Linked DNA regions of Homo sapiens: region 1 is linked to region 2. Evidence: chromatin contacts called from ENCODE Hi-C or POLR2A ChIA-PET data. All regions are on one chromosome and are shown on one strand. Each heading gives the region's core, a stretch centred on a gene start or an enhancer-like site at or near the end of the contact. The rest is flanking DNA. Distances are from core to core; before and after follow the strand shown.

Region 1 (3,067 bases), core at 180-2,679, 340 kb after region 2:
ACACAACACACACAACATACGACTTACAGACACACCATACACACACAACACACAGACACACACACACAACATACACAGCAGTGATCCCCGCAGAACAGGTCAGGGCCAGCGGCCTTTCTTTTTCTCCTGAGACACACACCACTGCCCTGCCCACTCTCCCATCCTCACCTGGGGCTCCACCCTTACACACACACAGACACACAATACATACACACAACATACAAACATTACAAACATACACACATACAACGTACACACACACAACATACACATAGACACACACACTCTCCTCGTGCTCCTGACTTCCAGCTGTCTTCATCCTTCTTTCAGTTCTTCAGAGTCCCCACCTCCTCAGCCTCAGAGCCCCACCACAGCTGCCATGTCACCGCTGCTAGGAACACTCTTTTTTTTTTGAGACGGAGTCTCATTCAGTCACCCAGCAGGCTGGAGTGCAGTGGCGCGATCTCGACTCACTGCAACCTCTGCCTCCTGGGTTCAAGCGATTCTTCTGCCTCAGCCTCCCGAGTAGCTGGGATTACAGGCGCCCGCCACCACGCCCAGCTAATTTTTGTATTTTTAATAGAGACGGGGGTTTCACCTTGTTGGCCAGGCTGGTCTCGAACTCCTGACTTCGCGCTCCACCCACCTCTGTCTCCCAAAGTGCTGGGATTACAGGCGTGAGCCACCGCGCCCGGCCCGAGAATGAGTCTAACAGAAGGACAGAGCATGCCAGGGTGTGGTGAGGCGCAGCAGCTGGCCTGGGGGCAGCACCTTCGCCCCGTTTCACAACGTACTGACCGAGGCTCACGGGGGATGGACACCTCCAGAGTCACTTAAGCTGAGGACTTAAGCAGCTTCCCCGGCTAGAACGACCCCACTTAACCAGCACCGCAGGGCAGGAACCCCGGGAGCAAGACTGCAGCAGCCAGTCCCGCCCCATTTCACGTAGCGCCCCCGAGAGAAAGTTCACGGAGAACAGGAGGTGTGGGGCGGCCGCGGTTCCTGCTCCGGACAGTTCCCCGCAGGTGCAAACTCCTCCGGACGCCCCGGACGCTTCCGCCGCCCCCGTTCACCGCTCGCCCCGCGCAAAGGGTTCCCCGCAAGGGGCGGCGGCGGCAGTCCCGGGAGAGCCACCCACGGCCTCCGGCGGGAGAAGCCCAGGCCGCGCCCCGCGCCGAGGCCCGCGACCCTCTCCGGAAAGAAACCGGTCCCCCGGCCCGCCCGACCCGCTGCCTGACCTCCGCCTTGGGGTTCACTTTCACGAACACTCGTCCTTGATCCGTGTCGTAGCTCCGGCCCTGGCTGATGCACCCGCCCCCCGAGTGGCCCGTGGCCCTGACAGAGCTGCAGCCCAGCTCGCGCCTCAGGAGCTCCTCCATGTTCCCGCCGCGGCCGCGGACCCGCCCCGGATCTGGCGGAGACTCGAGAGACGGCGGCCGAGCGGGCAAACATGAGTCCGCGCGAGGATTGGGCGGGGGGCGGGTGGGGGCGGGGCCCGGCCGCAGAGACAAGCGCTAGGATTGGGTGGCGGGAAGGGGCGGGCGTGGCCGCAGAGATGAGCGCTGGGATTGAGGGGCGGGAAGGGGAGGGGCCGGGAGGCAGGTAGGCGCGGGGGATTGGGTGGGGGTGAGATGACGTCAGGGGGCGGGGCCTGACCGACCCCGACCCAGACGGTTTGGGTTCAACTCTCCTGCACAAAATAAGTGGAAATGCTGATGGAAATAGTTAGAATATATTTTCTAAAGAGCTGACCCACTAGCAAGGGGCATCAGCCCAAGGTCTGGGTGCCGGGAGCCCAGAATGTTAAGATTGCTTTCGCCCGGGCGTTTGCTGAACCCGAGGAACAGAGCTCCTGATGTGGGGAGTGGCGGGCGCGCTCGGGGTGCACGTGCAACGGAGACACCGCCCCTAAACCTGGGGCCCTGAGGCTAACAGCTAACAGTGGCCCTGCCGTTACGGCCAGTGTCAGGTGCCAGCTGGGCTGGACCAGGAATTCCCAGAAACCTGGCAAGGCATGATTTGGGGTGGGTCGTGCTGAGGGCCACACCATCCGCTTCCCCGCTTCTGAGGCCTTCCGACCTGGGCTGAGCCCGGCTACCCGAGTCCCGGGGTCTCCGGCTCACAGACTTCTCGGCCTCCGTAATTGCAAACGCCAGCTCCCCCAGTCCATCTCCTGTCCTGGATCTACGTCTATATCCTACTGGATCCGTCTCTCTGGAGAACCCTAATACAGCTGTCAACACAAGGATGAACTAACTACAAGAAGGCCTGAATAGGAACTCTCCCAGGGGACGAAGAGGTTTCAGCCTTCAGCAAAGGATGGTTCATAGAAACCGTTCGCATAGTCGGCCCTCCACGGACTGCAACCCTAGTTAATATTACCTACAGTAAACAAAAAATTCAAGTATAGATTTTAGTCTAAAGCAAATAGGAAATGTCGCTTCCCTGGACGTTGGGAGAAGCAAACACGAATCCTCTCCTGAGGCCGGAAGCGGTGGCTCACGCCTGTAATCCCAGCACTTTGGGAGGCTGAGGCGGGCGGATCATTTTATAACTATCTATTAAATGGTACATATGTGTGTGTTCACGCACTTTTCTGTGTGTATACCGCATTTCATAATTTTAAAAAGCAAAAAAGATTAGCGGGGCGTGGTGGCGGGCGCTTGTAATCCCAGATACTCGGGAGGCTGAGGCAGGAGAATCGCTTGAACCCGGGAGGCGGAGGTTGCAGTGAGCTGAGATCCCGCCATTGCACTCCAGCCTGGGTGACAAGAGCAAAACTCCGTCTCAAAAAAAAAAAAGGCAAAAAAGAACAGATGAAAATCCGCAGATGGTAATAGATAAATCAAGGAACACATTAGAGAAGAGTGAGAGAATTAAAAGGTGCTCCAAAGGCGGTGGAGTGGGTGAACCACTCCCTGTATGCTCCTCCCCTCGGGCCAGGGCCTGCGGATGTCCCTGTTTTAATCTGTGGCCTTGACCGTTTGGACATTTTAACTCCATGCCATGAACATGAAGATTTTCATCAGAACTATGCCACCGTTAAGTTTTTGTTGAGAAACTTTTT
Region 2 (3,064 bases), core at 478-2,977:
ACTCATTACTTCAGATCAGCTGGAACAAATCCCAAGCGGGCTTAATCTCTGTGTGCAGGCAGCCCAGGGCTAATGGCAGCAGTCCTTTTTATTGACCCCCACGGCCCTGTCCCCAGTCAACCTCCTCCAAGCAGGGAGTTTCCAGAGGCCTCACAGCCGCCTGGGAGACCCCTCATGGCAGGCTGCTCCCTTGACAAGTTCAGAACTGCTGGGGTTCCCGGCCGCGCGTTCAGGACTCAAATCTGGAGATATCCGCTCTGTGCTCCTCAAGTATAAGGTTAGATAGGGATGGGGCCTGGCCTGTGTTCCTGGCAGGGAAGGCCACCTCTGAGCTCCCCCAGAGCCCGGCCGCCTTCTCCGGGTTCCCAGCCCTGCAGTTCCCAAGGCTGCATGCGGAGGCGGAAATGAGGGCAAAGGTGGAGGGTACCCGGAGCTACTGAGGTCATGTCTTTCCCCAGGCACCCCTTCTCCTGGGGGACCTCACGGTGGGGTCAGGGCCTCACTCCCGGGCACCCCTCCTCCTGGAGGACCTCACGGTGGGGTCAGGGCCTCACTCCCGGGCACCCCTCCTCCTGGGGGACCTCGCGGTGGGGTCAGGGCCTCACTCCCGGGCACCCCTCCTCCTGGGGGACCTCCTGGTGGGGTCAGGGTCTCACTCCTGGGCACCCCTCCTCCTGGGGGACCTCGCGGTGGGGTCAGGGCCTCACTCCCGGGCACCCCTCCTCCTGGGGGACCTCCTGGTGGGGTCAGGGCCTCACTCCTGGGCACCCCTCCTCCTGGGGGACCTCGCGGTGGGGTCAGGGCCTCACTCCCGGGCACCCCTCCTCCTGGGGGACCTCCTGGTGGGGTCAGGGTCTCACTCCTGGGCACCCCTCCTTCTGGGGGACCTCACGGTGGGGTGAGGGCCTCACTCCTGGGCACCCCTCCTCCTGGAGGACCTCCTGGTGGGGTCAGGGCCTCACTCCTGGGCACCCCTCCTCCTGGGGGACCTCGCGGTGGGGTCAGGGCCTCACTCCCGGGTACCCCTCCTCCTAGGGGAGCTAACCCCGGGCACCCCTCCTCCTGGGGGGACATCTCAGTGGGGTCAAGGCCTCAGGCCTGGGCACTTCTCCTGGGGGACCTCGCCCCGGGCACCCTTCCTCCTGGATGACACCCCGGTGGGGTCAGGGCCTCACCCCTCTCCTGGGGCCGTCAAGTGTCCTGCACGCCCTGCTCTCCCTACCGCGTCTGTCTGAAAGGACGCCCTGCAGTCCCCTCGTCCTCCCCGGTCAAGTAGCACAGCCCACAGCCCGGGTGAAATGCAACGACCTTTTACATATCAGCCTTGCTTGAGGCTTTACAGCAACTCCAGGCCGCCTGGCTTGGGTTTGCAGCGCGGCGCCCTCGCACAGCCCCGCCTTCCCCGCGGCGGCGTCTACGGGGGACCAGAGATTGTGACGCGCGCCCTAGGGGAGAGCAGGAGGCTTCCACGGGCCAAGGAGGCGGCTCCGAGAGGTGACCCGGGACCGGGGCGTGGCCCAGGGCGGAAGACTGAGGCGGCGACCTCCCGGCCCCGCCCCGCGCCGAGCAGCCCCGCCCCTTCCACGCCCCTCCGGGAGGCCCACCCCTATGGACGCCGCTCTGCACCAATCGGAGATTGCCTGGCCTCAGACCCGCCTCCTGGTGCCGCCCGCGCAGGCGCCGTAGGCCGAAGCGGCGGGATGAGCGGAGCCGGCGTGGGCGGGGCGTCCGAGGAGAGCCAGGCCATGCAGGCCCACGTGGTAGGTGCCAGCGGGGAGGGTGCCCCGCCGTGCAGGCTGGGTCCTCGCGTCCCCTCACCCCGCCCTCCAGTCCTCTCTCGCTCCGGGGTTCGCAGCCCCGCACCGCCTCTCGGGCTCACCTACGGGGTCTCCGCCCTGAGCAGCCCTTAGGCCCCGCGGGCGAGCGCGGCTGCGCGTGCGGGGGACGCTCGGGATTGGAGCCCGCGGGGCGCGGCCGAGATCTGCAGCTCCGGCTGCGCTTCCTGCCCCCGTCCCGCGAGCGTGGCCTCCTCACCGACCTTCCTCGTTCTGATTTTGAAGCTTCCGGGCTCGGAGCTCAGGCAGTTCCCCGTTCGCCCTCACCTGGTCGTGGGGTGGAGGAACGGCGCACCTGCCTCATCCCCGCCCGCCTGCCCCGCGCTCCTTCCCCGCGCCCGCACACCTGCCTCGCTCCCGCCTCGCTCCTGCGCACCTGCCCCGCCCCCGCGCACCTGCCCCCGCACCTCACACACCTGGTCCGCGCACCTGCGCATCTGCCTCGCTCTTACGCACCTGCCTTGCCCCTGCACGCCTGCCCTGCACACCTGCCCCGCCCCCGCACACCTGCCCCACACCCCACACACGTGCCCCGCGCTCCTGACTCGCCCCCGCGCACCTGCCGCGCGCACCTGCCTCGCTCCCGCACCCCACACACCTGGTCTGCACACCTCCCCGTGCCCCACACCTGCCTGCACACCTGTCCGTGTGCCCCCACACAACCTCGCACCCCACACGTCTGCCGTCACACATTCCCGGCACACTTGCCCATGCCCCACACACACGTCTTGTGCCTGCACACCTGCTTCACACACCTGCTCTGCGTCCTGCATACATGCCCGTGCCCCATACCTGCCCGTGCACCTGCCGTGCACACCTGCCTGCGCATCCCACACACCTACCTGCACACCTCCTCCGTGCCCACACACCTGCCTGTGTGCCCAGCACACTTACCCCAAACACGTGCCCTAAAAACCTGCCCTTAAGCCCCGAACACCTTCCCCGTGCTCCGGCAGAGGCTGGAGCAAAGGCCCTCAGGGTTCAGACCCAGCCAATAGGCCGATGCAGGGAACAACCACAGGGATGTAGGATTAGCAGTCGCCCAAAGGCTCAGCATGTTTTCTGTTTTTTGTTTTTTTGTTTGTTTTTTTTCCAGCCTTTTTTCTTTTTTATTCCAGTCTTACTAAAATTGGTAACAGGTGAATCAAGGTCTATCTTTGATAGAAACATTATATTTTGTAGATCTTGAGAAAAATTATTTCCTTCTTTTCCTCTAAGTAAATCCAAAC

Evidence for each region. A loop is a pair of places that touch in the nucleus more often than their neighbours do. ChIA-PET counts read pairs that join two places held with the same protein, here RNA polymerase II (POLR2A). Pooled maps may share reads with other maps.
Region 1: a loop to region 2 is called in a map of naive thymus-derived CD4-positive, alpha-beta T cell, with 13 times the contacts of the local background. The contact joins the promoter of FN3KRP here to the promoter of QTGAL in region 2. A Hi-C loop is called at or near these places in 1 of 168 maps with a recorded cell type or tissue (naive thymus-derived CD4-positive, alpha-beta T cell), 6 of 37 single-sample maps with no recorded cell type and 11 of 50 pooled maps. POLR2A ChIA-PET finds 5 or more read pairs at or near these places in 3 of 52 experiments (A673, CD8-positive, alpha-beta memory T cell and HEK293).

Annotation. Positions count from the first base shown.
Region 1 is chr17:82,715,068-82,718,134 of GRCh38, reverse strand. It overlaps FN3KRP (fructosamine 3 kinase related protein), which reads right to left and starts at 1,429. Exons shown (of 6, transcript NM_024619.4): 1 at 1,239-1,429. The coding sequence starts at 1,379. LOC101929552 (a long non-coding RNA gene) reads left to right here and starts at 1,882. Exons shown (of 2, transcript NR_136400.1): 1 at 1,882-2,568. RefSeq lists silencers at 1,103-1,192, 1,273-1,352, 1,373-1,612.
Region 2 is chr17:83,050,433-83,053,496 of GRCh38, reverse strand. QTGAL (queuosine-tRNA galactosyltransferase) reads left to right here and starts at 1,727. Exons shown (of 13, transcript NM_001009905.3): 1 at 1,727-1,760. The coding sequence starts at 1,746. LOC124904094 reads right to left here and starts at 2,310. Exons shown (of 4, transcript XR_007065967.1): 1 at 2,252-2,310.